3 separate regions of the Mus musculus genome follow, and all the other regions are linked to region 1. A link is a loop called in an ENCODE intact Hi-C map of the cell type or tissue named here. Cell type or tissue: gastrocnemius. All regions are shown on one strand. Links, peaks and the distances in the headings refer to the core of each region. The heading gives the core; the rest is flanking DNA. Region 1 overlaps Acsl6 (acyl-CoA synthetase long-chain family member 6). Region 2 overlaps P4ha2 (procollagen-proline, 2-oxoglutarate 4-dioxygenase (proline 4-hydroxylase), alpha II polypeptide). Region 3 holds the start of Acsl6 (acyl-CoA synthetase long-chain family member 6).

Region 1 (10,305 bases), core at 3,372-8,371:
GGCCTGCGTGATGGATAACTCAGGTTCTGACTGAGAACATTCACTCACATATATGTTGGGACCATCCAACAGGCCTGTGTGATGATGCAGGTTCGAACTGGGAACTTACAAATAAATTGGATTTCCCTCAGAGCTAGGGAGTTCCTTGTCCTGGCCACCCTGATCATAGATGTGTTAGGGAAGATCGTGCGACCTGCATGAGTTCTCTATGTACTTTCAGAGTCCTGTTCCCACAGAAGAGAAACACTTCCCTGAGGACCTTGCCCTCCTTGGGTGCACAATTTATAGTGCGGACTTGAGCTGCACTGCCCATGGTATCGAGGCTTTTTGGTGACATCAGAATCTTGGCACCCAGATTTAGGGTGCAACTAAACATATGATACAATTAAGGTTTTATGGTCCATTAGGAGCATCTGGAGGTTCTAGGAATGGAATCATGCCGTTAGCAGGGATTCTTCTATGTTGGACTTCCATCGTTTTCTAGGGAAATTTTGAAGACGTTCTTTTATTTGGAATTATCAGCTATTCCTCTCACATTTGCTGTGATATCATTTGAAAAGAAATCGAGGTTGTTCACAATTTCCGCCATATTGCGTCTCCCAGACCCGGACAGACATACTGAGAATGGAAAAGGCAAGGACTGTAGCAGAAACATGGGTGCGTGAGCTGTTGGGCCCTGAGACACCACTGAGTAGCTTCCCCTAAATGTTTGCCAAGAGTCCATTTGCCGCAGTCAACAAACATCTTTTAAGCTTCCCTATGGTAAGAAGTAGGCAAATAAACGCAACCCCCACCTATTCTTCTGTGCATAGATTCTGAATACTTCGGTGAGCTCGATAAATGAGCAGATTACTGAAAGACCTATGGGGGTTGTTAGATAGATATGATATTTGCTGTAAGGACAGCTGCATTTCCACTTTTCAGGAGTAACAGTTAGAATCAGTGAGAAGGTTTTCGTACCGGCAAAGGTGCTCGCATTAGAGCAGAGGAGTCAGGTCACATGGGAACTATCGGGTTTTGTTTTGGCGTGGCTTCCTACAGCTTGCTTTAAGTTCTAGGTCTGATCTAACTGTGATGGTTGACAATCAGTTATTTAATGAGGTAGTCCACATTGCCTAGACTTTCACTGTACCTGGTTATTACTCCACAAATAATTAAGTACAATATATCAGTTATGTTTTTTCTTTATGTTTAATGGAATTCTGTGAACATTGCGAATATATTACTTTTAGTGGTACACAGTTCTTCAGAAAGTGTCTTGATTTGTTTTTACATTACCGTTTGCGATAATTTTTTTTAGCAGCTTGCTACAATATCATTTAATAAAAATAAAGTGTACTTGGTGATGGTAGAGAAAATATTGTTAGAGACTTCTTGGGTCAGGAAAGGCTCAGTTGCAAAAATCAGGTGCTTGTTCACTTTGAGCTGTGGCATTCTGATTCCTTTCTCTCACGAATAACTATAATATTGCTGCAAAGTTCATCGGACTGAGACGGGCCCTCCTGGAGCTTCACACGGAGACTAAGTAAAGCTCTTCTATTTGCTTTTTGAAGTACTCTCTCAGCTCCGGTCTCTTAGCCTTTAGTGTTGGTGTCAGCAGACCATTTTGAACAGAGAACATGTCACAATGGATGTAAATGGCTTTAACCTAAAAACCAAAGGCAGAACATATCTTTAGTGGGAGTTAAACACAGCATTTATAGCATACAGGGTGAGAGTAAGCAGGCAGAGAGGAATATGCACCTTGGCTTAAGAGTACCATGCTGAGTCAAAATTATATACAAACACATTTCAGCTTATTTGATATGGCTGGAACCCACCCTTTCCTTTTGCCATCCATCCATCCATCCATTCATTCATTCATTCATTCATTCATTCAACAACTTTACAGACATGAACAGTTTGTTTGTTCTGCTAGGCACCAAGAATAAAAGGAGTCCTAAATACCAGCACCCTAAGTGGTGTATATTAGGGTTTGCAGAGCAGACTGCAGGATGCTGGGCACTTTTTAACATGATGAGCAGGGAATGAGGAGCACAGACCTGAGGTAGGGTAGTTAGTGAGGTAGGTAGTGAGGTGCAGTCAGGGAAATCAGCGAAGATTTCACCAAAAAATGAGTTGAGGCCAGGTATAGCTCTTAGCTGGTGCTTGACTACCGAGTAGGATGCGTGGGTTTGCTCCCCTAACATCCTATAAAGCCAGGATATGGTGGCACAAAACTCAGCACTCAGGAGGTAGAGTTAGGAAGGACAGAAGTTCAAAGTCACCCTCGGCCATCTATCAAGCTGAAGTTCAGTTTGGGACACCCCCATCTTAAATAAATAATCAAGCAGCAACGAGGGTGGGGTGGGTGGGAAAGTGAGTGGGGGAGGGTTACACAGGCACAGTCATCAAGAACAAAACCAGGATTGAAGAAGCAGGATCTACAAAGGGACAACTAATGGCTTCTCATTGGTACATAACGAAGTCAAGTGTGGTAGGGATGAAGCTGAAGGCATAGACAGGCCAGTGTGGAGAAGGTGGAATTTTATTCCAAGTGCAAGAGGAAAGGGCTGGAGATTTCTAAGTAAAGCAGACACATACGTGCTATAGAAAGAAATCTTCGGGAGAAACTGGAAGTTGGCTTCGGGGGGAGTTAAGAATAGAAGCATATGTCCCGCTCATCGGAGACAAGCCAGCACTCATAGAGCGGAAGCAGGCACAGAGATAGGTGAGCAGGTCAGAATGAATCGGAGGCACAGTGACAGATGTAATGTGGAGGGAGGCTGCTGTGAGGACTCCAGTGCCTGCTTTAGATGGCTGCCTAGGGATGATGTAATTTTTACAAAGAATGCAAAGGGAAATGAGGGGGAGCATAATGAATTAAATCAATATCCTACTGTAGACATTTTTTTTTTTTTGAGACAGGATCTCATGTAGCTCAGACAGGCCTTACTCACCATGGAGCTGTGCATGACCTAAAACGTAGGAGCTCCCTTCCTCTCTCCTCCATGCTGGGACGACAGGCATACATCACCATACCTGGTTTGTGCAGCAGGAGGAGGGAGGATAGAACCCAGGGTTCCGTGTATCCCAGGCAAGTACTCTACCAACTGAGCTGCATCCCTAGCCTGAGCCATGAGCTTTTGTGGACTCCTTTAGAGAGAGGCATGGTGGGAGCTGATCTAGCATTCTCATTGCTGCCTTCTGTGTGGCAGAGCCCAGGCTCCTCAGACAAAGTCTTTTTGCGAGGTGGACTGTGTACAAGAAAGGATGGAGGGATGGTCTAGGAGTGTCTCATAGGACTTCTGTCATGTGCGGTTCCAAAAGGAAGACTTCCAGGCAGTTGTCTGAGAACGTTACATCTGAGTCAGGGCTGAACACGTTAATGGTGTGATCTTTAAGAAGTTGTATCCTAACTAGGGCCAAATCAAGTGATCTCTGCAGAGGTAATGCACTTATTAAAGAGTTCTAACACGTATTTTAAAAATCACATCAAAGTGTGTGTGTTAAAATACACAGAGAACCAGGTATAGTTTAGGGTAACTAATGTTCATTGAGCACCTACAGGGTGTACTATGTTTTACACCAGGGATACAAGGAGAAACAAGTAGCGCTTACTCACATGGAACCTACAATCCAACGAGAGGTGTTAGTATTTGGCAGACCTGTGCAGGGATGAGCGCCGGGGGGGGGGGACTACAGCTGCTCCTCCAATCTCCCTGCCCCACTTCCCCCGTGCTAACAGAAACCTGACTTAGTTGGGCCCAGAATCCGTACCATGACTGTCCTGTTCTCTGATTTCTCAGCTCTGCTTTGCAGCTAGAGGACAGCCATAAGATCCATATCTGGTTACTAGTCTAGAAAAAAATTCTTCCCTAATTAAAAAGTTCAAGCACAGCTACTTCTATTTCCTCTCCCCTTTCTTCCTTGAATGTGAGCAATGTTGAGAGTTACTGCAGCCACCTCACCACCATGGATTGAAAAGCCAACACACTAAGGGTTGAGAGAAGTGGAGAGACAGGAAAAGTCCGTGTCTTTGAGGACCTGTACCTACCTGGGATCATCCATCTTTCCACTTATGCAAAGAAGGAAAACCCAATAGACTGGGAGTGGGGTTTTTCTGTGTGAGTTGGCATTTCTTTCTGATACACCACAGACCCTAGGCTTGGCAGAGTTTGCGCTGTGTTTCCTTATTATGTTTCTCTTCATTGCTGTGACCAAAATACCTGACAGAATCAGTTTAAAGGGAGACCAATATCTCTGGCTCATGGTTTCAGAGGGATTGAGTTCCTCATGGCAGGGAGGCCGACACAATGGCTCCATCAGTGGCAATGGGAGGGAGGCTGCAACTTGTTCACATGGTGGTGGATGGAAAGCAGAGAGATTAGAACAAGAGGGGTTTGCTCAAAGACTTCTGGGACCTGCTTCCTTCAGTCAGGTCTCACTTCTTAAAAGATCCGTGACTTTTTCAAGATAGTGCTACAGGTTGGAAACTGAGAGCTCAAAACATGATCCTGTGAGAGACAAGGTTCTTTAAATAGGTATATGTGAGCTGAACGGTGGAGAGTAAGCGTTAAGTTAGCCAGCTGTAGACAGCCAGGGACAGGGTGGAGTGGTCCTATTGGAAGCGTGTGCTCAGGCAGAGGCAGTGATGTTCAAATCTCTGCAGCCTGTTACAGATGTGATACATGTGACATAGAAGAGGATGGGTCTGGAAAGAATGGCCATATTGGAAAGAGCAGTATACATTGCTAGCAAGTTTGGACATGACTCTCGACATGGAAAATTAAGCCCGAATGGCTCTTTGGAAAGATGACTCTTAAGATGGATCAAGGGGCTAGGAAGATGTCTCTGATATTAACAGTACAGCATCCTAGCAGGTGGCTATTTAGAGGTGACAAAGAATTCTTTGCTCAAAAACTCCATTATATCCACTGAATTTTTTTTACATACACAACCCCCCCAAAAAAACCTTAAGACAAAAAAATTGTCTAATTTTCAGTGTATTAAAAAAGGAGTCTTATTGTTCATTTATGTCCATGAAACTGGCTTTCCAAATTTATCCATCCGTCCATTTGTCTGTCCATCCATTCATCTATCTATTTATCTATCTATTTTATGTGCATGGGTGTTTTGCTTGCATGTATGTCTGTGCGATATGTGCATGCAGTGCCTGTGGAGACCAGAAGAGGGCATCATATTTTTTGAAACTGGAGTTACAGACAGTTGTGAGCCTCCATGCAGGTGCTGGGAATCAAAACCAGGTTCTCTGGAAGAATAACAACTTTTCTTAACCACTAAGCCACCTTTCCAAGTCCATTTGTATGTATGTACATACGTATGTATGTATGTATGCATGCATGTATCTATGTACATACATATGGATGAATATAAGTAGTTTTGAGACAGGTATCTCTCATTGTGCATCACTAGTTGACCTGCAACTCACTATGTAGACTCACAGGGAATCCACCTGCCTCTGTCTCCTGAGTTTACTACCATGCCTGGGTCTTTCCAACTTTTAATAAATTTTATAGAAGAAATAGAAAGAGAATGCCTGACATTAGCTTAGACTTCTATATTGAAACTTGTCATTGAAATGAGATTTATAGAACTTTCATTAAAAAAAAAAAAAAGATAGCATTTAAACATTGCATTGGAAAGTAAGACCTCCAAAGCCTCCAGTTATGTTATTTCACAAGACCATGAACTTTCCAGGGGCTGGAGAGATAGTTCCTTGGTTAAGAGCATTGGCTCCTTTTCCAGAGAACCCGGGTTCCATGACCAGTACCCACTTGGAAGCTCATAACCATCTGCAATTTCATACCCAGAGGATCTGACGCCCTCTGCTGACCTCCAAGGGAACTGCACATACGTGGTACATGGACATATTCAGGCAAAACACCCATACCCATAAAATAAAGAAATGTAAAAACTCAGAAACTTAAAAAAGCAACAACAAAAACAAACTTTTGTATTCTGAAGATTTTCAAAGGTATTGACTCGAGTTTGCTTGTAGATAATAAACAAAATAAATAAATAAATCATTTAAGATGAAAGATGGAAAGAAAGATAAGCATATCCATGAATCAGGGAAATGATAAAAGCATCTCTAAACTGATTCCACAAGTATCCATTTCAATGAGAAGCAACACAATATGACTAAGGAGAAGGTTACTGGTTAGAAGCTGAAAAATCTACATGTCAAACTTCATTCTGTATTGTCTATGCAAATTAGTGAGCCATTCAAATATCAAGAACATTATTAATTCACAATTAAATGTGCTCAAGTATATGCTAGTCATCTACTTGTTACTAGGACAGTTTAAGTGTATCCTATTTATTTATTTATTTATTAATCTACTCATTTAGATATGCATCTTCTAAAGATCTCTGTCAATTACTAATGGCTGACCTATTTCTTAGAATTGCATGTTTCTGGAATTTATGCCACAGTAAATCCATTTTTGTTTTCTAACTCAAAGTTTAGTACAAGCAACCCAGCCCGGTAACCCTGAACTCCTAAAGTTTATACAGGATAACGTAAACGCTGGATGTAGTTAGGTCATTCTTCATGTGTTTAGAGCTAATCCTTCAAGGCTGGACAGGTGGCTCAGCAGGTAAGAGCACTTACTGCTCTTGCAGAGGACAGTGGCTTGGTTCCCAGCACCTCACAACCATTCTGGGGATGTGGGGTCATCTTCTGGCCTCTGAGGGCAGCATACATTCACGTAGTGCACTTAAATACATGCAGGCGAGCCACCTGTAAAAATAGGGCTAATCCTTAATAGCTTCCCCCTCTCCCTTGAGACAAAAATCTCACTACACAGCCCTGGGTTGGCCCTGAGTCTCTGCTCCTCCTCCTGTCTTAGCCTCCCCAGAGAGGGGATGGCAAGTGCGGGCCACTATCATTGGTTGATGGTTTTTGTGCGGGCCACTATCATTGGTTGATGGTTTTTGTGCGGGCCACTATCATTGGTTGATGGTTTTTTTTTGTGCGGGCCACTATCATTGGTTGATGATTTTTGTGCGGGCTACTATCATTGGTTGATGGTTTTGGGGTTTGTTTGCTTTGTTTGTTCGCTTGAGACGAGGTCTTAGAGCCTCAGTTGGTCTGGAGCTTGCTTTGTAGTTGGGACAGCTTTGAATTTCTGATCTCTCTACATCTACTTTCCTCGCGCTGGGGTTATATACACTGCCTCCATGCCTAGTGGACGTGGTGCTGGGTGTCAAATCCAGGGCTACATTCTCGGCAACGACTTGCCAGTTAAACCACACCCCCAGCCTCTGGCCACTTAATTTTGAAAAGGGAAAAGACCAAGGCAAACATGGACTGTGGATCAATTGGGGCAACCTCTGTGAGGGACAGCCTGTGTCCGGAGTGCACCTTCCTCTGGACAGGAGTCCTGCCATTCGTCAGCAGAGGCTCCGTGTGTGTGTGTGTGTGTGTGTGTGTGTGTGTGTGTGTGTGTGTGTGTGTGTCTTGGGGTGGCATAAAGCAATGAGGACAGAATGACAGAGAAGACCAAGAGGTGACAACTTTGGCAATGACACCGAAGACCTCTGGGATGCCACATGACTTTCCTGCATCTGAGGTTACCATGGTGAGGGCAGATTATTAGAGCAGAAACTACACAGGCACAGGGAAACTCAAGGACTCTCTTTCCTCATTAGTGTTCTAACCAAAGGCAATGGAGAACACTGCGATTTTAAGGTTCCTAAAATAATCTTAAGGAAATAAATGTCACACACACACACACACACACACACACACACACACACACACACACACATTCTCTCTCCCCTCTCTCTCTTCCTCCCTCCCTCCTCCCCGCCCCCAATTTCATTTTAGTTTTTAATCTGTGTCCCGTGTAGGTTATACATCTCAGCACCAACAGATGGCGTACAGAGCTTGGGAATTCACAAGGATGTCACCAGGTGCAGCCCCAGCTGGTCCTTCAAATTGCCCCAGGATACAGGGTCTGGAACCACTCAGGGGTAGCCCCTGAACCACATGACCACATGTGATCCAGCCACACAGATCCCCATTAAGGACAGACCACACAATACGTTCTACCACATTTGGAAATTGAAATAACCATAGCGGCAAATATGGACCTTCTACTCTGAAAAGTACCAATTAGCCACCGTGCTTTGGAGTCGAGCTTTAGCCAGCCTGAAACACTTAACTGACAAGCAAAAGTTGGTTTCTCAAATTGGTTAGATTTAAACATCTGTTCCAAGAGGAAAACAATCTTAAACACTTAAAACCGTAGCTGGATATGGTAGTTAGCTCACACCTGTAATCCTAACATTTGGGAGGCTGTGACAGGAGAATTGCAGCAAGTTCAAGACCAGCCTGGGCTACATAAGAAGTAGCAGGCCAGCCTGCTCTGACCTGAAACCACTATAGCATGAGACCCTGTCCAAAGCCAAGCAACACAACAATAAAAAAAGAAACCTTTGTGCATAAACATATTTTGATTCAGATTAAACATAAGAATTTTACACTTAAAAACAACTTTAAAATTAGTTGTAGGCTATCATCAAAACTGCATTTAAAATTTAAAACTTCTTATAAGCCTTGCAGATCCCTCATACTATATTTTTTGGGCGATTTTGATAGAAAACATGTTTGTTTGTTTGTTTGTTTGTTTTTTAGACAGGGTCTCTCTACAGAGCCCTTGCTGTTCTGGAACTATGTAGATCAGGATTGCTTTGAATTCAAAGAGTCGCCTCCCACATGCTGGGATTAAAGACATGTGTCACCAAACCCTTTGAAAAAGCAGTTATTGAAAAAAAATTTTGTTTACCCCCCCTCTTTTTTTCTTTCTTTCTGTGTGTGTATGTGTGTAAACAAGCATTCGTGCAGAACACACATGCATGTACAAATACACACATACATGTGTGGAGTTCAGAGGTCAACTTTCAGGAGTTGGTCCTCTTCTCCCATTATATGGGGCACAGGAACTGAACTCAGGTCATCTGGTGTGACAGCAGGCACCATTACTTGCTGATCTATGTTGCTGTCCCCAGAGAACAATTATGGATGCTGATAAAAGACAATTATCTCAAAGTCCAAAGGATAAAATTTTTATTAGCGTGTTACTATTTTCTACTTGGAACCTTCCTCTCTTTGGCTTTTACTTAAGAGTACAGATGCTAGCAGGGAGGTGGACTGAGCATGCTCAGTCCTGAGCCCAGCTACAGAGAGTCTCAGAGGAACTGAGTGTCCTTTGTTTGCAGGGGCTTTGTTTCTTTCTCCTTTGCAGAAAGGCCACTGGGCTGATAGTGTCCTCTTAGCAAGTAAGCTTGCCTGCAGCTGCTAAGACAGCAGTGCCCATAAAAGTAAAAATAAGGTAGGGTGCTTGGGAGCCTGACCGGCCCACATGATCTCTCGGGGACAGCAAGGCTTCTATTTCGGCCTTATGATCGCCTGCGGTTGTAAGGGCAACGAGCAACAGCCTTACTTACTTGTCCAGCGACCTCATTTAGCTCAGGAGCGGGAGGTGTCAGTTGGCTCACAACAGCCCTTCAGGGGGTCTTTGTGTGTGTAGCCTTCTGGTTGGCCACATACCAGGCAGGGAAAGAGGCCAGGTCAGGGTCAACATGCTTCTATGTAACATGGGGGCGGGGGGTGGGTGGGTGAGAAAGGTCAGTTACCTGTTCAAAAGAATGCAGTCCGCTTTCTTTCCCCAGCATCACCATGTCATCCAGAATGGCTTTCTTCAATTCCTGAATTGAACCATGTAAGTGAAACAATAACACATTTCAAATCAGGGAGGGGGGGCGGTGCAGATAGAGGGAACAAAGTTTTGAATTAAGGTCAACCAGTGAGAGAGACACATAGGTCTCTTCTCTATTGAGGGTAACCTGGTGCCATGCCAATCTATACCTCTCTCCGGGAGAGAAAGGGAGGCAAATGGCCCAAGAGGTCACTGTGGGTGGGTTAGGGCATGCTTTGTTTAAAGTGGTCTGTTGGTCAGCGTGGAAGTGCTGTCACTCCTATGCAAGCTTGGGCTCAGGGCAGGGAGAGTAGAACCAGAGATGCCAGCCTGCATCTGCTGCTGAAACACAGAACAGCAACTCTCCCTAGATGTCAAGACAATTCCATGATGGAGCGGTGGGTGCTTTAATCGGAAAGAGCTGTGTACTGTTTCCATCTTATCTATACCTGTTAACCCAGTACACATGAGATCCACCTTTCCTTGGCAAGGGGCAGAGAGCCTGTGTTCACATCTGACTCTGCCATGAACCAGCTGTGTGGTCTGGGACAAATCACCTCCTCTTAGACAGCTCCCTTCCAAGCTATGGGGCAGTGGG
Region 2 (10,305 bases), core at 1,854-6,853, 230 kb after region 1:
TCTTCCATTTTCCTCTGTGAGCTTCCAACCTTATTTTTTTGAAACAGTGTCTCTCACTGAGCCTGGAGCTTGCCAATTTGGCTAGGCTGCCTGGTCAGCAGGCCCCAGAGATGCTTGCCTCTGCCACCCTAGCACTGAGATTATAGGGAGGCACTGTCAGGCCCTGAGTTTTATGTACTTGCTGGATATCAGAATTCAGGTCCATGTTCGTGTGACAGGCACTCTTTTTTTTTTTTGGTTTTTCAAGACAGGATTCTCTGTGTAGCCCTGGCTGTCCTGGAACTCACTCTGTAGACCAGGCTGGCCTTGAACTCAGAAATCCGCCTGCCTCTGCCTCCCGAGTGCTGGGATAAAAGGCATGTGCCATCACGCCTAGCTGTGGCAGGCATTTTAAGCCAAGCCAGGCCCAGTTCCTGGAAACAATACCAAACAATACAAACAATACCAAACAAGAATAACAACAAAACCAAAACACTCCAAAATAAGGCTATTTAAGGCTTCTGGCAGGAACATTTTTATTTTTTGGTTAAAGCCACAACAAATAGAAATGTGATAAAAACACACATGTAAACAGCATCAGAACTTTGGTTTCACTGAGACATCTTCTACCTGAAATATCTGAGGTACAAAGGCACCGTGCCGGGTGCTATAGTCTGGCTCTACCGCAGCCATGCCAAGACACCCCCAGAGCCAGGGCAGGTGTAAGCTGGTCAGAGTCTGGGGCCCAGGTCACCCAGGACTAGGCTCAGGATATACTCTCTCAATTCAGTCAAACACTGGCTCCTCCAATGACCTGCCTGACAGGAGCTGGGACATAAAAAGGAAGCTGTCATGTTGAACTTGAAGATGATTTGGACTATGGGCCAGGGAGGAGCGGAGAGAAAAGGACGTCAATCAACTTCCGTTGTTCCACAAGGTCTTAAGAACTCCTGTCCTCGCTCATGGAACCACTTGTTGGAGACTGTGAACAGAAAGCAAGTACATGACCATCCCACCTATCAGTTCAGCAAGCAGCCAAAACGAATGCTTCCTCCATGATGACCACTGCCCTGTGCTCTGTGGGTAACACTCCAGTGCCACACGGCCTCAGGCTTCAAGCTGCTCACGTGCTGATGAAAATACATGAGCACACAGATAATGGTGCAGAAGCCAACCAGTGATTCGGTGGGTGTATGTAAGTTACCATGGGAACAAAGCCAAAGAGCATCTCATGATGTTAGGGATGAGAGCAGTACTGAAACAGAACAGGAAGCCAACAGAAGTTATCCCAGAAAGAAGGCGGGTATACCATACGGCTGCCACTCCAAGTGGAGTAAACGCAGAAAGTGAGCTGAGAAAGTCTCCAAAGGCAGGAGCCACTCTGGTAAGTGTGAAGGACCTCAAGAAGCTGGGACAGGGACAAGTAGAAACTGAGAGGTGAGGGACAGGAACCTGTCAGCACTGGGCAGGGTTTGGCCATGAGCCTCAGGCCCTGTGAGCCACAAGACAGAATCTTAGTGCTGTGGGCACCCCAGCTGAAACACTGTCCCTGCCATGTCACAGGCATGGACCATGAGTGTTCCTCAAACATGGGCTCTCTCAAGGGATACAAAAGTAATGCAGAGCAGATGATATAGCTCCTGTTATAAGCTCCATCTGAGCTTAAACCCCAGAGCCCACATCATGGAAGGAGGGAAACCAGTGTTTCAAATTGTCCTCTGTCCCTCACACACATGCCATGGCACTTACACAAACACACACACACACAAACACACACACACACACACACACACACACACACACATTTTTAAAAGTAATGCACTACTAAAGACAGATTTTAAAATACAATTTAATACCTGTACTTAACTAAACAAACTGTCTAGAAGACTTAAGACTAATAGCATATGTAGCGAAATGATAAACTTTAGTTCTTATTAACTCACAGTGCTCACATGTAGACTATCTGTGCTATGCTTTCGACACCTAGTAGATTAGACTTACACTGGTCTTTCTCCTCCTGAATCGGCAACGACCAAATTTTCATTTGTTTATTTTACCTTTTCTGTGAGCCAATCACTATTTATCGCCCAAACTCCAAGAGTTCTAAACGCATGTGGTCCCTTCCTGTCACGTTCTAGGCCGTTTCTAGTTCTCCACAGCAACTTAAAGGATGAGGCTAATATTCATCTTCTCTGGTCTGGTCCCAACCTCCAGTCTCACCTCTTGGCTCCAGTCTCATCTCAGACCTGTCCTTCTTCAGGTGACAAGGACAGTCAGTCTCCCACCCTGCTACCTAAGATGCTGGTTATAGCCACACAAGTCTTGCTTGCCCTGGACAGACACCTCCCAGCTACGCTCCCCTAAAACCCTTGCCAGAGACTACACTGGACCTATGGTGCTCATGCAGCCCGGGCTGCCTCAGCTCTCTGAGCATCTCTGAGTGTCAGCAGACAACTGCAGGAGCTCTGGCTGGGTGGTACAAGCCAGAGAAAACCTTTTGTGATGAACAGAACTGAACGCAGTTAGCTGTCGTCTCCGCTTCTGCGCCTAAGGCCAACCATCAAATACCAGGTTGAGGCACTATCCACACTACCCCTCAAGCCACTCACCCCACTTGCAGCCCACAAGCACAGGGCAGGCTGCATGTCTCGTCCGATAATCACCTTCCCCACTGCGAAGAAGGTTGTACCAGAATACAGCTGTGCCCTGCGAAAGAGATGAGCTGTCAGAGCACACCCTAAAGATTACTCACAAGGACATGCTCCAAGAACCCCTCACCCTTTGACAGAATGTCCCTCCTTTCCTGTGTTTGGGAGATGGGGCTCTGGGACTCCGAAAACTAAGTTCTTAAAAAGTACCTATCCTTCAAATGGAAGGAAGTTTAGAAACTACCTGCCCTGAAGGGTCTTCCTTACCATCCCTTCTCCCTGGGTAGAAGTTCAGGGTGCAGGTGGGAAGGAATTAAGGTACATCACATTGACAGTCAATAGCACTGGGGGACAGGGACAAGGTCTGAGGCCTGCATCAACGTGTGACCCTGAAGAGTCACACTTACCTTCTTGGGCCAAATAGCAGCTCCCAAGTCAGGAAAGACGGTGGCACCACCAGCTTCGACATCGCTCATCTGGGAACATAAGGCAAAGAGCTTGGTCCCTCTGGTCAAGGATGGCAGGCGACCCTGAGGGGCTCTGCCTGGAGGCTCTGCTCTATGGCTATCCTCAGCCAAGAGAGACTTCCCACACACCACAAAATCTGTGGGGTTCATCAGGACAGTCTCTATGGTTGGATGTCCAAGAGCTAAAGGCCCCAGAAGCCCCACAGTCAGGCTGTCCTTGAATGGGAACAATCCAAGCCTATTTTAAAAATGACTATCTTCGTCTAGAGAGACATCTCAGTGGTTAAGAGCATTTGCTGCATATGTAACAGAAGATGGCCTAGTCGGCCATCACTGGGAAGAGAGGCCCCTTGGCCTTGCAAACTTTATATGCCCCAGTACAGGGGAACACCATGGCCAAGAAGTGGGAGTGGGTGGGTAGGGGAGCAGGGTGGGAGGAGGGTATAGGGGACTTTCGGGATAGCATTTGAAATATAAATGAAGAAAATACCTAATAAAGTTGGAAAAGAAAAAAAAAAACAGCGTTTGCTGCTATTACACATAACCCAATGTAAGAGCACTTGTGGAGGCTCACAACCATCCGTAACTCCAATACCAAGGGATCTGATGTCCTCTTCTGGCCTGTGGGCACCATGCATGCACGTGGTACATGCAATATATATACATACATATATATATACACACATACATACACACACATATGCAGGCAAATACTCATACGATATAAATACATCTGAAAAAGAAAGAAACTAAGGAAGGAAGGGAGGGAGGGGAGGGAGGGAGAGAGAGAAAAAGAAAGAGAGAGAAAGAGAGAGGGAAAAGAGAGAGAAGAAAGAAAGAAAGAAAGAAAGAAAGAAAGAAAGAAAGAAAGAAAGAAAGAAAGGGAGGAAGGAAGAAAGAAAGAAAGAGAGAGAAAAGAGAGAGAGGAGAGGGAGGGAGGCAGAGAGAGAGAGGGGGGGGGAAGGAAGGAAGGAAGGAAGGAAGGAAGGAAGGAAGGGAGAAAGAGAGAATAAATGCCCACCTTGACTCCATCTTGAACCCTCACCCAGCCGTGCCTTGCTTACGCCACTGTGCTTAGCCACTGCTCTGGGCAGGAGCTCCCCATGGCTCCCAACCTCAGGAGCATCCCTTTCCCTGTGTGGCTGTTTTCCTGGCTCTCGCTGCTCTCATCAGACTTTCACCTTCCCAGAATGCCACTCTGCCTCTCCTATGGTACTAAATTACACTTTTACTTGAAGTGGGTTTTGTTTTGTTTTATCTTGCTTTTGGTTTGTTTTAGTTTTCTGTTTTGTTTGGTTATACTATAATAAAATATGGCCTGTAAGGTAACAAAAATTAGTGCTAAGAAAAAAAAGAGGGAAACCCCTAGAGCTAAAAATTCCCCAGTATGGCGCACACCAGTCTGACAGAAGAGGCAGGCACTCAGCAGGCTCACGATAAGAAAGATGACAACACCCAGTGGCTTCCCCAGTGCTAGGGTTCCAATCCAGAGAGTCTCCAAGTCAGTCTCCCCTGCCTCTCTCTCCAGACACACTAACCTTTGTCCATTTCCCAACATCTCAGACATTTTCTCTTCCAGGCCCCCACACTCTCCTCTTTGCCATAAAAAAAAAAGTTCCACAAATTTCCATTTGACTTTCAAGTCATAACTGACATGTTATTTCCTAAATGAGGCCTTTACTAAACCCCATGCCTGGGCAAATTCGTCAGTGTTTGTCTCCATGGGAACCAAGTAACACTCTCTCCCATGCTTCTATCGAGTCTCCCAAGTCGGATCGCAGATGTTGCAGTGGAGACCACATAGGACCTTGTCAGCAGTGTGTGTGCAGGGCAGACCTCCAGCACATAATTAAAACGTAAAGAGGAATAAGCAAGCTTCCTTTCTAAGCCCCTTGACTCGGCTTCCTTAGACTGAGCTGCTCCAGCGGGGAAAGGGAAGCAGAAGCCTACAGATGGGCGGGGTAGCAGGAGGGAAAATGGCCAACCACACTAGCAAACAGAGGCCGTTATCTTTTAAAAGCCCCTCCCTGCTTCCCGTGCACTTTGCCACCAAGACAGAGCCTACCAGGGCTCTCATCCCCAAAGCTCAGAGTAGAACTGTGTCCACCAAAGGGAAGCAGAAGCAGCCACCACACAGACATCTGTTTAGGAGAGCGGACTTGGCATCAGGCAGTGAAAAGCACAGAGGGTTCCAGGCGTCCCCTTTGATGCGGTTCATGTGGGCTCAGAAAGCAGGATGGGGGTGGGTAAGGGACTCTGGAAGTACTCTTTAATAGAAACAGAGTTTCCATTTTACGAGGTGAGAAGAGCTAGGGTAACAGATGGTAAATGGTCCACATTAGGGATGGATTTAATAAATGTCACCAGAACACACCAGAAAATTGTTACGATGGTAATTTTTATGTTATGTATATTTTTACCACAGCTAAAAATAATAATGATGTTGGGGGGTGGGGAGCCAGGGAGTAGCAGAGAGACAAGCACACCGGTGAGGACAAAAGCCAACCCTCTCTACTCTAGGCAAGAAGGGCACCGAGGATCCACTAATTAGCAGCTGATGCCATGAGCCCTGATGGGGGTGGGATACGGAGCCCGGTGGCCCCAGGGTCTCCACGGGGCCCATCAGATACGTGCATCATACTCACGTAGTTTAGAAACGTGGCCACACGGTTCCCAGTCCCTAAACGCTTGAAAGCATCTTGCTCATCGCTCTATAAAATTAAGTGAGAGTGAACAAAACCGCCCAGCCCAGTACTTACATAGTTAAGAAACGTCGCTAACCTATTGCCCTCCGTTTTGAGGCCGCTGTCAAAGGGTCGCTGCAACAGACAACAACTTTTATCCAAGTTTCCAACTAACTTGCCCGCCACCCAAAGGACTGGGACCAAAAGGGTCAGGGGAAGGTGGCAAGTTTGCCTTCCCTTGAGAAACCAAGAATGGGACAAGGTAATACAGGGAACCCCACTCAGAATACAACAATGGGGACCAGGGAGAGGCAAGAAAACCCTTTACAGGGACCTAGAGAAGTCCTTGACTTTATTATCAAGCCAAAGCACCCACACATCAATTGGATGCAACCAGGCTCCACTGGGCTCTGCAGGTGCTTTGCCAGCAGCACAGAATTTCCCCTTTCACTAGGTAGGTGGAGGAGGGATGCCGTGGGAGCTGAAATGTTTCTAGAAGCTCCAACCTTCTCAAACCAGCCAGAGAGGAGCCCTCCAAAGACGATCGGAGCCTTACCCTTGAGAAGTCAAAGTGTGGTTCGTACTGTCCCCCCATTCCGTAGTTTGCGACCTGGAGAGGGATTACAGCGTTGCATTTGCCATCAGTCTGAACAGCCCCGCGGCAGCCCGACTCCCCAGGGATGCCATCTCCCTAGGCCTGAGCACAACCCCCAAGCTTTGTGTGTGCATGTGTGTTCTTTATGTATGTGGTGTATGGATATGGTGGTGTGTGCATGCAGGGGCCAAAGAAGGATGTCGTGTGTTCACTCTATCATGCTCCACCTTATTCCCTTGAGACAATGAACCTGAAGGTAAGCTGACATCCAGCAAGCCTCCTGTCCGTGTTCTCTCCACAGCAGCTGGGGTGACAGTAAAATGCATAGCCACACTCAGTTTTTTGTCTGGATGCTGCAAATATGAAGTCAAGGCTCATACGAGCAGACATTTGTTCCCCTGTTGGTGGTACTGTGTGGGGAGGCTGGAATCTGGAACCTGGCTAGCCTAAGGGGGTCATGAAGATTATATCTTCTGTTGGTTCTGGCCAGGCCTCTGGTTTCTGAATCAGCAAGATGTGAACAAGCTCTGTTGCAAGCTCCCGCTGCTAAGCCTCCCCATGGTGGACTGAGACTGTGAGCCGAAGCGGATCTCCCCTCTGTCAGTTGGCTTCTGTCAGGTCCTTTCATTAGGAACATAACTAATGCAGAGGGTGAGCCTTCTCTCGCAGCCTAAGCACTTTGGGAAAACACCTCGCCCAACAGAAGTCCTCCAGCCCCAGGGACCAACCCACCTGCAATAGCTCTGCAGTCTTCACCGTTAGCCCGGTGATATGTTGCATCCGCCGGTTGACCCGGGCCACAACAGGGTCGTCATCCTCCTCTAGCCAGGAGCTGGGCAAAAGAAAAGAGCAAAGATGAAAGGCATGGACAGGCTTAGATGATGTCCTCTGAGCCCAGTCAAGGCCAGCACTCACGGGCAACAGGCTAAATGCTACGGAGAGCGAGGCAGAGCAGCAGGCTGGATAAGGTGGCATTGGCATGCTCTTGCATCCTATGGGAAGCTCCAGGGTTGGGCTTGACCAGCTACCCCACCCCATCCCACCACTCACCTTTTGGAAACTCTGTAGCTGGCAACAGTGAGGACACCTGTCTTGGGGTCACGCACAGTGGCTCGTGCAAGCTGAAAGGGAGAAAGAGAGGAATCCTTCTTGGTGTTGGTGTTTTCCCAGAGAACACGGAGGGCACACAGTAGGGCGACGGCTGCAGAGACTGACTCTAGCCAAGGTCCCATGATGCTATAGTCTAGTCTCCACTTTCCTCTGTGCTCAGAGGCCTGGCACACCCTCCTTGCTCACTACCCCCACCCCCACCCCCACCCCCACCACCTATCAGGTCTATGCTGCCGGCACTGTTGTGCTTATGAACTCTGCTTGGTTCATGCATTTATATTCCCTGAACAAGGCCTTCCTTGACAGGCCCACACAATAGTCTGGGCTTTGATGATTCCACAACACTCAGACTCAACCTGAGGCTTCTCTTGACTTGGTCAAGTTTTCCCACCCTTCTGCCAAGAAGCTATCCAAATACTGTCTGCTGTGCCTCCTGCCTTGCTGGGCTCCCACTACTCAGCAAGGAGACAGTTTCCAGTCTCTTGGGGCCCTCCTAGAGTCAACAAAGTAAACAGCAGGAATCTGAAGTATGTGGGTGCAGAAGCCACCCATTATGGGCAAACCATACATACACACATGTGCACACGTACACACAAACACACATACACACACCCTTTACCCTAGTTCCCAGTCTCCGTATAAAGGCTTAGCAAGTACTGCCAGCAGGGATAGACGTGTCTACAGCAGGATACAGATACCTTATCTGTGGTGTGGACTGTCCTAGTGGGCTCAGATGATGTGGGCCTGGTAAGGAAGACATGTCCAGACAGAAGTACAGATGAGCCAAACAGAATATTGCTGACTCTTGCTTTTAATAACTATTTGATTGGTACCTACTGTGTGCCAGGTGCTAAGCTGGGTGACCGAGACATGACGTCTGCCATCATATAACTTGGTCAAGTGGAGACAGTAGAAAACCGGTCAGGTAATTGTAGCATACTACTAAAAGCTCACGGGTGAGCTGTAATGTCCCGTGGGAGAGCAGCCAAAGGATTGCAGTGGATGGGTACGGTGGAGAGCCAGGCTGATCCAAGTCATTATTCTCTGAGGCTCTCATGTGTGGAAGGAATGTCTGAGTCTTGGTGGGCTTAGTAATGGCCTGGGACCCTGGCCTTGGGGAGCTGAAGCTTTGGATCCTAAAACCAAACCCTTCCCACCCTAGGGGCCTATAGTTGTCAGTCCCAAATTTGTGTGCTCCTCTCTGATGCCCTGTATTCCCCTTGTGCAACACTGCCTGATTAGCTTCCTGCTGACTTTGTCATACTGTAGGATAGCTTTTCAGTGGCACTGTCTCACTTATACCCTGAAAACAGTATATACGGTGCCAAACTTCTTTAAAAGCTGTGTGACAAAAGACATATCTTATTCGAGACCTCCTGAGCCCACCTGTTCTATCTTCTTTATCTCTGAACCCCCTGGTCCTTCCTCCTTAGGACCGTGCCCCTCTACTGGTACAGGTTAGGGTACCAGGCACCTGGAGTCCTGTACATTACAGCAGCGGGGAAGGCCCGGGATGAAAGGGCACTGGCTACACAGGCTGAGGCTCCAGGATGTAGTGAGATGAGGACAGGCTGGGGGGAAGAAGAGATGAGGTCTGCTGCCATCTTATGGTCAACCTGAAATAGGGACAGCCTTATGTAAGGGAGGGATGGGACGGCTACAATATAAGGACTATTGTGCCACCTTATGGAAAGGTGACACAGAAGAGACCAGAATGGGGGAAAAAACTAACAGAATGCTTGAACAAGGATCAGGGCAAGAGATGGCAGTGGCCTGGAACAGGAGGTGACAAGAGAGATGGAGAAGAGAGCCATAACGGAAATGTGGTAAGGAAGTAAATTGGCCCATCTGGTCACTTTGCGTCATAACATTCTAATGTGAAGATGGCAGCCAGCATACCCAGCGAAGACGGGTTCCCCAGGCTATGGTCCTTCTCTGAGCCTAATGGATAGTCATCCCTGCCTGGTGACATCCATCGCCACTAGACAGTGCAAACATTGGAGCCTCAGCATTGGCCTGGTGCCCGAAAAAAGACTTTGGGCAGCTGTGTTCTGCCCTGGGGACAGACGGGGCTATTTTGAAAGCAGACTGGGGACTCACAGACAGCTGCCAGGCATTCTCCACAAGCCAAGCTAAGCTCATTGGCCCCACTTCAAAGCCAGAATAGCATCTGTCTGTCCTAGCCTCCGGAAAGAAGAGGTCAGTGAATGACGGCCAATGTGTATGCTTGTCACACGGCTCCTGTTCAAAACACAATTGTCCCAACGCCAGCCACCTTCCTGATTCATGCTTCTCATGTATGCACATGCACACAGAGAAATGTTCAATGTCTGAGACTAAGGCAGGTAAGGAATCTCTGGAGATTTCGGCTTGACAGTGCCTCTCTCGGTTAGAAACCCAGAAAATAGTTTTCTTTTCTCGAGGACTTTGTAACTGACCCAGGAAGTGAGATGAGTCCCGGTTACAGTTGTCTATACACGTTGACTAGACTGACTCTCGGTGACATCTGTGACATGAGCAAGACCCTGTCTCCAGATGTGCTAGGTCTTCAAACCAAGGCTGTGCTAAGGTTCTGGAGGCTAATACAGGAACCTCTGAGGTCTGCTCATGAGCAGAAGTCCTGGCCATCTCAGTCACTACAATTCTACTACACACAAAGACCAGAGGAGCCAGCTAACTCCTCCCTCCCCATGACCTGTGATGGGAGAACATGGGGGAAATGGCAGCCCACAGTTCTCTTCAGAAGAGATTAAATGGGATCAAGTCATCTATGGGCTAGGCATCCAAGAATAATTGTATCAACCTGACATATATACAAAACC
Region 3 (10,305 bases), core at 2,908-7,907, 49 kb after region 1:
GGAGGCTAGGGCTCGCTGTGCAGGAAGGCAAGTACTAGGCATATCAAGATCCTTTCCCTTTCAGTCAAGTCCATGGTTGGATTGCCTTGGCCTCAGGGCCAGGAGTCCATCTCATTGCTAGCCTAGACTGAGGACATTGTCACAAATGCTGCAAGCTCAAGCCTGGTGAAGGACACATCTGCTCTCCTGGTGGGAACATGTGCTCAAGGTACACGGGGGATGGATAGCTTCCTCTCGATAGGACCATGTTCCCTGAGGAAGAAAGGATCCTGGAAGGACACAATGGAGGTTGCTAAGGGGCAAGGGGCAAACTAAACAGTGCCCTGCTTGCCTGACTGTCACTTAAGAACACTGCTGCTTCCTTGGGGGATAACTGCTCAGAAAGAAATGGAGGGAGAGCCAGGGTGGGGACCTGAAGGACAGCTAAGCTGGGGCAGGGTGACACAATGAGTTAGTACAAAAGCCTGTAAGCTGTTTGTACCTGCCAAGATCCCTCAGTGTAGGGAAGGAGGCAGGTGCCTGGCTGTAACAAGGACCAGAGGTGCAAGCTGAGGCCAATGGGAGGACATTAAGTCACATAAGGTAAGAGATTACAGCTGGCAAGTTTGTGCCTCGTGTCTTCCAAGGCAAGGTCTGTAGATACCCTGAGGCCTAGAGATACAAAAATGTCCCAGGCAGGCTGTGTCTTAGCCAGGAGTGCAGCTGTTATAGCCTGGAACCCAGATGGCTCCTTTACCCACAATTCCAGGTAAGGTCTGTGTGTGTGTGTGTGTGTGTGTGTGTGTGTGTGTGTACCTTACATATTAAACAATAAATTAATCAGTCTTATCTTTGGTTCAAGGTACTTTTCCTAACAAAGATAAATTACCACATTTCCTAGCTGCCACTGGAAGAAATAAAAGGGAATTTTCTTCCAGGCAGTGCTGATAAACAGACGTCTGCTGTCTTCTGCACCAGTACTCTGGAGGTCAGGGGTGGTAGCTAGCTAGCACTTGCAGCCTCAGCCTCTGGCCCACAGGGTTAATTTAGGGCTCAAGTTCTGGGCTTTTGGCTGGGCCAGGGACTAAGAACTCAGGCCTCCTTTTCAAGGGCAGGATGAATGGGGAAATATGCAAATGGACGCCCTGCCTCCCAAGCTGCAGGGGAGGGCCTGCTGCTGGCAGGCCGGCATCACTCCACTCTGGGCCTGTCACATGAAAGGGTTTGCACTCCTGCTGCTGGCTCCTGCAGCCAGGTCAGGCCAGGGCTGTTCTCACCAGAAAACAAAAATCTCTTTCAGACCAAGTCGAAGTGAAGGCCCCAGCCGGTCCAGGGAATGCTATTGGAGGCTGTTGACGCTGACCTACTGAGGGTACACATCCCTGAATTCTGACTTCCCATCCAAAGAAAAGAGCCCAGCATCTTTGGAGAGTGCCCTAGAAGCCTCTGTTGGCCACTGAGGAAAGCACGGGGTGGGGTGGGGTGGGGTATCACCGTTAGGGCAGCAAGTAGGACCACCCCTCCTGCAGTTCTGTGGATCTTGTCCCTTTTCAGAAGCAGCAACATCGATGGCTGAGATAGTGAGGACAAGTTTGTTTGCTTTGTTTTTTTATAAAGAGACCTTGATAACTCTTGTGGTGTTTATGGTGAATGCTAAGGGAGAACAGAGGGAAAGGCCCAGGGCCAGAAACCAGAAGAACTCACAGTGTTGTCACAGGTGCTTTTGTTGCTTCTTCAGGGTGGAGAGGCAGGGAGATCGTGGGAAACATGAGGACAGGTCTGGACCTCCTGACTCTGAAATACAGTCAGAGCTCCACACTAGCAAACAATACCACAAGCAAGAATTCCAACACAGCCGGCAACTGCTTAAGGCCTTTTTTTCCCCTTTCCTAGCTGTAAAGCTGTAAATTTTATAGGAATCTCACCAGAAAATCTTTTTTTTTTTTAATGAAAAGGAAGCATACCAATGCCCTTGTGCACCCTCCAGGGGCCCCTGGTTTCATCTGATCAGTATAACTTCATTCAAGGCATCTCCGAGCCATCTAACTCATAAAGACGAGAACAGGTGAAGGGTTTCTCATCAACTTGTTGAGTTTAACACGCTTCTTTGAGAAGCTCAAGCCCGAGCTTCTGGGTGTGTCTTACTTTCTGAGTACACCTCTTCCTCTGAACCCTCTGGCTTTTGCCTATGTTAAGGCATCTTTAAGTCTCAACTCGAACTGGAGAGTCCCAAAATTCTTTTCCACACTGAAGCCAAGAGTCCTGGTTTGGAGGTTCTTAAACGGTCTAGGGGGATTCTAAGGCTGCTGAGGGTGACAGTGGCTTGCTGTGTCTCTGTGACAGTGGCTTGCTGTGTCTCTGTCCCCTCACCTCTGACACCCCAGGGTCACCAAGACCCATGTGAGGCTCAGAATGCTGCCTTAAGAATCAGTGATACAGGCAGCATCATTTAGCCTAAAAGCATAGACAGGGCAGGGCCTTAACATGTCCTTCTGGAGCCACACAAGGGTGAGAGAGGTGTTACATGGATCTCCTACAATCCAAGGCATGTGACCTTGTTGGCTTTGAGGCCTATGAAAAGGCCCAGCCCTGGTAGGAAACGGGCCATTTGCCACCACCCACCTGCCTCCAGTTGTTGTCCTACTTTAGGGTGGGGCCGTACAGGATATTTATGAAGCCAAGATGCCAGATGTGTCTCCATGAAACTTCAGAGAACTTACCCAGGGAGGAGAATCAAAGGCAGAGGAAGAGGAGGAGAGAGGACTCTGTGGGCCCAGAAAATGGGAATTTCACAAGTCATATCCTATCCTCTGCCCGGCCTGCAACACGGAGACCAGGAACACAAACACCTAAATCCCCAACTAGTCTGCTGGCAAAGGGAAGAGCATGGACCCCAGACATGGCCAGGCTTAAAAGCTGGCAGAGTGATAGCTGAGTAGGGGTGAGGTGAGGGTTTATCCCAGAAAACCTCATCCAATCTGCTGAATTTCACTACTGAAATTCTCTGCCTGCTAAGCAGAGTGCTAGAGTCTAGATGGCTTCATGAGGCCCTAGCTCTGGAAATAGAACAGTGGGGCTGCTACTTTTGAAGCCATGATGGTCCCTGCCAGCCTGGATGGTTCCTGCCTGACACCCCTATTCCCACATTGATAAGTACGTTCCTTCCACTGGCCTGAGAACATCCTGTCTACCTCTGAGTACTTCCCTACCTGATCTCACTGGCTGGCCCACATCCTACCTTGCTGCTCTCTCTGTCTCAGCTCTGACCGTCCTGCCATATAGCCTGGGACCGACCTTCCTGTCCAGTTTCTGTGTGACCTCAGTGTCGACTGGCTTTTCTGCTCATTCCTCAGAACCTGCTGTCAGTGTTCACACCAGTCTGCAGCTGGAGCTAAGGCAGGAGTAGGTGGGCAGGTAGATCTCTCAGGGGGGTCAAAGTCCCAACAGTTCAATGTAGTAGGAGAAATGGGGCTGATAACAGGCTCAGTCCGGGTTACTCCTTCCAGATCCATAGGAGAGACAGACAGTGCTGTGAGCCAGTTAGTAGGGTTTGCCTATTCAACCAAGGGTTGCTTTTTTCTCTCCTTGTCCCTCCTCCCCCTGGTAGTCACTAATCACTGGGCTGGTTCCTGGCTCCAAAGGGCCCCAATCTGGATTTGCTTATCTCAGGGTCTGGAAACTGAGATTTTGATTGTTATTGCTCTAAAGCCTCATCAGGCAGCCAGCTTGGAATGCAAGCCTGACAGGGCAGAGCACAAGCTAGCAACTCCTATCCTTCCACAGACATCCTCTACCTGAATGCTTAGTCTAGGGTGGGGCAGGATGAAGGACATTTCTGGGAAGGGCAGATGGATAGAGTCAGGTGGGTTGTTGGAGATGTTCTTCTAATGCTTTGATTCAACCAGGAATCTGAATGTCCAAGTGCCCCAATTGCTTTTTGATCGATCAATAAAGATGTCAGTGGCCAATGGTTGGACACGGGGTAGGACACCTAGAGTTGTGCATGCACAGAGAAGAACCGCCATGATGTGATGAGAGAAGGAAGAGGAGAGCTACAGGAGCGCCAACAAGCTATGTGAGAATTTGGGTGGGGTTCCCGATTGGGCCTGGGGTAGCAGGGGAAGGTTTAGGAGTGCCAAGCCTTTGAGGTAGCCAAGGCATTTTAAAAATAAGCTAATGTGTTTGTGTGTCTTTCACTCCAGGATCCAAAGATAGCTCCTGGGCGGGTGCGCACATTCGACCCACTGGGAGCCAAATTGGTGTAGCAGAACTCACCGCTACAGTGGGTCTAGTTGGAATGAAACAATCCAGGATCTGAGATTATCGATTAGATCTTAGAACAGATAGGGGAGTTCAGCTCAGAATTTCTGTTGCAATATGGTGTTGCCTATTCCCACATCTCATAGATCCCAAGTCTTCAATGAGTCAGGAGAATACTTGGGTATGGCTATACCTGATAGGTGAGAGTGGTAGGAATCCATCCATATCCAGGCATCCTAAGGACAGCCTCAGGCCAGATCCTGAGATCAGGTGGATGGTGAGTGAGAACTATGGCTAAGTCAAGGTAAGGGCCACCACAAAGGCAGGGACTTGACTGGATCGTCTTCTCAAGTATGCTAGGCAATGTACCTAGAATTACCTGACCGTAGAGAGACTAGATCTTGGAATTACAAGGAAGCAAGAGCCTTCAGAGAAATCTCCCTTCTACAAACCATCTATCCTGAAGCTGTGAGACATCCACCCACCTATCCATCCATCCACCCACCATCTACCCACCCATCCACCCATCCATCCATCCATCCATCCACCCACCATCCACCCATCTACCCATCCATCTATCCACTCATCCACCCATCCACTTATCCACCCATACACCCATCTATCCATCCATCCATCCATCCATCCATCCATCCATCCATCCATCCATCCATCCATATTTCTCCTTCACTTCTAGAGCTCCTGACAATATCAGGGACTAACCAGAATTTGTCCCTGCACAGTGAGGCCACTGCCTTGGAGATCCTTCTCAGCTATGCTGGGTAGAGCAGTCAGCACACACTCCAATCTGTTTGTTTTTTTGAGAGACAATATTGTATTCCCCAGGCTGACTTGGAACTTGCTATGCAGTCAAAGCTATCCCTGAGTTCCTTGTGTCTGCATCCCAAGGGCTGGGATTGTAGGCACTCAACTTTAACTTTAACTTCAGACACTTCTGTTGCTGACCTCACCCCATCAGGACCCTCTGGCCTAGAATGCTTTTTTTTTTTTTCTACTTCATTTCTGCTTGTTAGAAACCTGGCTCTCTCCTGGACTGCAAGTCTGGGAAGACATTCTGACCCTCTGCTTCTACGGGCATCTTCCCGCTTAAATTCCTCTGGGCCTCAGAGCTTCATGCAGTAGGTGGTGACAACAGCAACACAGCATTGTGGGAAGATTGAAGGGAAGCTTGCAGAACCATAGAAACGTTTTGATTGCCGTACAGTGTGTGCAAGGTCAGGCAGATGATATGTTTATACTCTGTTCCCTCCTTTCATTCAATGAATGTCTAAGTACCTACTGTGTGTCAGGTGCTGGTTAGATAAACAACATACCTACTACTATATGAAACTTGTTTCTTTTTGCAAACAAGACAGACCTTCTCCGTACTACCCCGTGTACAGAACAGCCCTGAGTTCTATCGCATCTGTAGCTGAGCCAAGTTCAGCTTCAAGAAGGTCAACCTTAGAATCACAAACCCCAGAGAATCAGCAGGGGAACAGGATGGCTGGGTTCTGCTGCCCCCTGGTGCCAGCCTGCTCTTCCTAGTGCAGCCTTATGCCCATGCAGGCTGCCAAGCAGCTTAAAAAAAATCAAGGTAAAGGCTTGAGTACAAATTCAAACTTTCTTCCTTTGGGAGTCATGCCCCAAATACCTGATTTTTCTGGAGCTTCACCATCAGCCCCAATTTTTAGCCACTGTTTTGGGCTTCATTTGACTGCTCCAGGACTCATTGCCCTAGTCGAGTCTGGGGCTAGGGGTGGGATCTGATAGGGCAGAACTGAGCATGTTTGTGCCTGCTGGGCCAGATCTGTCATATCAGCCTCTTGTAGCCATGGCCCACTCCGATAGGGTGTGGTCCATGTCCCCAGAGCAGGAGTCAGAACTGGAGGTTCATCTCTGCCTCCTTCTGGAGCCCAGCTGCCACTCGGGCCAACCTGGGCTACATATATTCTCGTAACTTAACAGTCCTACACAACACTCCTTGCCTCCAGTCTTGATTGTTCCTGATTTAGCCTGGCCACTGTACCTAAACAAAGGGTCCTTCTGTGCTCTATGATAAAAAAAAATCCTCTCCTCTAGGACCCATCCAACAACCCAGGTCCTCAAGGCAGAAGACATGAAAACTCAGCCCCATCACAGTCCTTTCTGCATACCTTCGACAGCTCTGACTTCTTTTATTTGGTATTTGGCTACCTGTCTCTGATAAATGCCCCACGTCCTGCAGAAATCCATACAGGCATCACTGGTAGGTATGGTCTGAAGTTAAGCAGGTTGGATCTTATACAAGAGTTTAGAGCTACATCAGCCTGAAGGAAGGGGTACCTTTTAGTAATGTATCAAGAGTGGTACCTCTTTACAGTCCACATACAGGTGTCACAGAGGTGGGCAGGAATCCCAACCCACTGATCCCATTGTCCTCTGAGTGCTTGGGAAATGGTGGGCATATTTATTACCAGACTGAGCACATGACTCATGCTGGACTCATATCCTTGTCTCCTTGTTTACAACTCAACATTCGGGTTAGATCTGGAATGGCTCGGTACTGTGCAGCCCAGAGCTCGTGGCTCTTCCAGGCTGCTTTTCCCCCATCTTTCCCTGAAAGCCCTTGAGGTCAACTTTTGCCAGACCAAGGTTTGTTTCCCTAGGGATGCACTGAGTAGCAAAAAGCACACAGGCATTGGCTCAGGAGCATCTTCCTGTTTGACAGAGTGGCAGAAACCTGGGAGCTACACTGGGCTATAAAGTAGATTACAAAGCAGAATTCATCCTTAGGGGTGTGTGTGTGTGTTGTGTGTGTGTGTGTGAATGCACATTTCTCAGACCCTTCCACCCTTCCATCCCAAGAGAAAGCCTGAGATCTAGCAAAGCCCCAAGAAGGGCAGGCACATGACCTATAAAGCCCCCACCATGCATGTATCTGGGGTATTGCATCTAAGGAAAAGCACATGTCAGACTCTGCCTTCCAGCAATCAGAGCAGCTTGGCCTCTGTGAAAGCAGCTGCCACCGAGCACAGGAAAAGCTCTGCTTGACTCTCAGAGCCCTTGTCTAACCCCTCAGTGAGGCAGGTGCCCCCTTTTCTTATCCAAGGAAGCATGACAGAAGCTCACCCTGACTCAGTGACGGTTGTATACAAGTTATAGACAAGAAGCCCTCCCACTCAGGGGCTTCTCTCACAGGCTACTGATGATCCCTATCACAAGTGGCCCTGTAGCCTCCGGACACCTTCCTGGAACCACAAAAACTTCTGAACCAAAGACCAACGCTTTGAACCCATGCTGGGTGGGGTTCTTCCTGGAGTAGAACAAAGAGGACCAGGTACTGAGAAGAGGCTCATAGGCAATTTTGTCACGTAGGCAATAAATAGTGTATGTTACCATCACCACTACCACCAGCACCAGCACCACCAGCACCACCACCACCACCATCATCATCATCATATTTTGATTATCCATGATCCCAACTCTCGCCTATCCTTGCCTGTTGGCAAGACCAGAGTGGCCCTGAACAGCCTGTCACCAGACACTGGCATACAGAAGGAGCTTAGGGAGCTGAAGGGATTAGAGAGGCCTTAGTCTCCCCAGCTCAGGGAGACTATGCCCCTGTGGCCTAACTCAGGACAATTGTGGGGGCGGGAAAAATAATTACCTGGCCCACCATCCCCTCAGGTTCAGACACGATATAACCAAGCACTTGGCATGGGTTGATCAGCTAAAACTTGAGATCAAATTCCAATCTGCCCAGTGTTATCCATATGGCACTGGGGAAGTCAGTTTTTAAATCTCAACAATAGAAGAGGTCCCACCAACCTCCTAGGTTTCACAGTGAATATTAAAAAAAAAAAAAAAAAAACTCACACATGAAAACACATGATTCTCACAAAAGAATCAACCTCTGCCTTTCCTTTAGCTCAGAAACAACTTTGTCACCACCGCTGATGGTGCTATCCGAATACCAAATAAGAAATATTAGCATGGGGAGAGCATTTGGCCTGGGCTAGGCCAAGCATTTTCACGTACATTATCAGGTTTAGAGATTCTGCACAGAGCTGGGGCCGAGGTGGGGCTGGAAACCCTTTAGAGGTATTAGCCGGAGGCTTGGAGAGGGGAGAGGCCAGTGCTGAGAAGTAGTATTGGTAAGGGGTGGGCCTGTTGGGAGAGTACAGGTATGGGTGTAGGAATCTGGGGAAAGTACTATGCAGAGATTTATCAGGAGTCCTGTAGCTTCCTAAGAAAGAGGGTGCAAGGATGAGGGAGGGAAAGGGGTGAGGCAGGGGGGAAGCCAGGGTACAGCCTTGGGCAGAGCTAAGGGGCAAGTAACCAGTCTTGTCCTCTGGCTAAAGGGCAGCAGGGACCGCTAGTGAGAAAGGTTTCTGGCTGGATCAGGAAACCCAGGTCAGCTCTGCCGTACAATTCACCAAGGGACCTTGGTGGTGGTGGTGGGGGCAACATAACTTGGATTTTGGTCTCTAGAGATGGACACAGACACAAAAAGTCTGCCCTTCCCTTGGCACGGGGCCTAATCTGATCACCGGTTCTCACCACAAGGAGAAAGGAGCTTGAGAACGGAAGGGGGGTTATGGGGGTCTCAGCTAGTAAGGCCCTTCCTCCGGGCTGACCCAGCTGCTTCCCCAACGCTGCCCATGGACCCCCACCAGAATTGGGGGGCGCCTCGGGGACCTTGAAGGGACAATTCAGCAGCCGCAGCAGAGGGCTCCGCAAGGTGGAGATGTCACACCCGCACCCTGGGCCGAGATACTACAGCTTCCCGGAAATGGTGGTCAGGATCGGACCGGGACTTACCGGCAAACAGCCAGAGAGAACCCCCCGACACCAAGAAGAAGGTCAGCATGTCGGTGAGCCGGCCCAGCCCGGCCCGCACTGCTTCCCAGGCCCGCAGCCCCGCAGCCCCAGAGCCACCGCCGCTGCCGCCGCCGCCGGGTATTTTTAGCCCCCGCCTCCCCGCGCCGCTGCGGAGACCCGGCGGGAGGGGGAGGGCGCAGCGCGCGCTCCTCACGGAACCCGACTCCCAGCCCCGCAGCGCGCCGGGACTCCTGGGCAAAGAGACAGCGGCATCCGAACTGCCGAGCCCGACTGGGGGAGGGGCTGGGCCGCCCGCCCCGCAACGTTCTGGGGGAAACGGGCTGGAGGAAGGGGCTCACGGGCTCACTGCCGCTCCTACCTCACCGTGCCTCCACCCATGAACGACCCTACCTCCACACGACCGGCCTCCAAGGTTTTATGGCTAGGCAGGCTCAAATGGCAGCGGGGGTCCAGGGCTTCTGTCCCAGAAAGTGCACATGCTGAAGTGCCGGTTCCTGGCTGAGTCAGACGCCCCCTAGGACCTGATTTTGTAGTTGCTGGGAGCCACATCTGCAAACCCAAGAGGGAAGGGAGTGATGGGGCGGGGGGGGGGGGGGGGGCATCAAGGTGAGGCTAGATTGGATAATACCCACACTTAATAAGAATGCTCAAGGTCAGGTTGGAGGCCACACAAGGTCACGGGAAGACTCACCAGCTGCCATGTCCCCAGGCATGTCTCATGAAGACACAGGCAGCCACATGGAATCACAGGTGTCTCCCAAGGACACAGGCAGTGATGCATATGTGTGGTACATAAGAGCTCAAGTTCCTCTTAGCTGTGATAAATGGTCATACGGTCACTAGGTTGTTGGTGGTCTCATTGCTGAGCTGAAGAGTGAGCTGAAGAGTTGCAATCCCTTTGTCTGGGAACAAAAGGAGGAAGCCTGGCTCTGTGATTTTCTAAAATAATAAAGGTAGGTATTCTGATGGGGCCTCGATGGACATCTTCAAGTGGATTTCACCAAGGTCCCCTCGTTCTTCAAGCATTCAGGACTCATTAGGCTTCCAGCACCGAGGACAGCGCTCAAGCAGCACAGACCTTGGTCAGGCACTGGTTAAGACAAGGACCCATACCAGGAGTAAGAGGGAGAGAAACCAGACATTAGAGATCAGAAAGCAAGGGGTGGATAGGTGAGATTGGATGCTCTCTGTGCACTTGAACTCATATCTAGGCTTCAATTTCTTTGTGTGTGTATCTGTATGTGT

Evidence for each region. A loop is a pair of places that touch in the nucleus more often than their neighbours do. Peaks named below come from ENCODE experiments on the same cell type or tissue, not always from the same donor. Only the 100,000 strongest peaks of a DNase experiment are listed, where the experiment ranks them.
Region 2: it touches region 1 in a loop (4-fold over the local background); 5 of 42 quality-filtered maps call a loop at or near these places.
Region 3: it touches region 1 in a loop (8-fold over the local background); 21 of 42 quality-filtered maps call a loop at or near these places.

Annotation. Positions count from the first base shown.
Region 1 is chr11:54,352,403-54,362,707 of GRCm38, reverse strand. Acsl6 (acyl-CoA synthetase long-chain family member 6) reads right to left here. Exons shown (of 21, transcript NM_001033598.1): 20 at 9,646-9,717; 21 at 1,169-1,648. The coding sequence ends at 1,511. Among named protein-coding and RNA genes, the nearest start is that of Gm12224, 12 kb to the right of the region's middle. In gastrocnemius, for the core only: CTCF peaks have their summits at 5,166 (motif pointing right), 5,846 (motif pointing left) and 7,887; DNase peaks (open chromatin) are centred at 5,823, 7,464 and 7,922; H3K27ac peaks cover 453 bases.
Region 2 is chr11:54,121,846-54,132,150 of GRCm38, reverse strand. P4ha2 (procollagen-proline, 2-oxoglutarate 4-dioxygenase (proline 4-hydroxylase), alpha II polypeptide) reads right to left here. Exons shown (of 16, transcript NM_001136076.2): 10 at 7,424-7,494; 11 at 7,106-7,205; 12 at 6,335-6,388; 13 at 5,854-5,913; 14 at 3,035-3,103; 15 at 2,589-2,685; 16 at 484-961. The coding sequence ends at 891. Among named protein-coding and RNA genes, the nearest start is that of Gm12223, 15 kb to the left of the region's middle. In gastrocnemius, for the core only: no CTCF peak of the experiment used is centred there; no DNase peak of the experiment used is centred there; H3K27ac peaks cover 758 bases.
Region 3 is chr11:54,303,068-54,313,372 of GRCm38, reverse strand. It overlaps Acsl6 (acyl-CoA synthetase long-chain family member 6), which reads right to left and starts at 9,549. Exons shown (of 21, transcript NM_001033598.1): 1 at 9,451-9,549. It overlaps Gm51861 (a long non-coding RNA gene), which reads left to right and starts at 9,672. Exons shown (of 3, transcript XR_003949553.1): 1 at 9,672-10,013. In gastrocnemius, for the core only: a CTCF peak has its summit at 5,770 (motif pointing left); a DNase peak (open chromatin) is centred at 5,755; H3K4me3 peaks cover 143 bases; H3K27ac peaks cover 4,437 bases.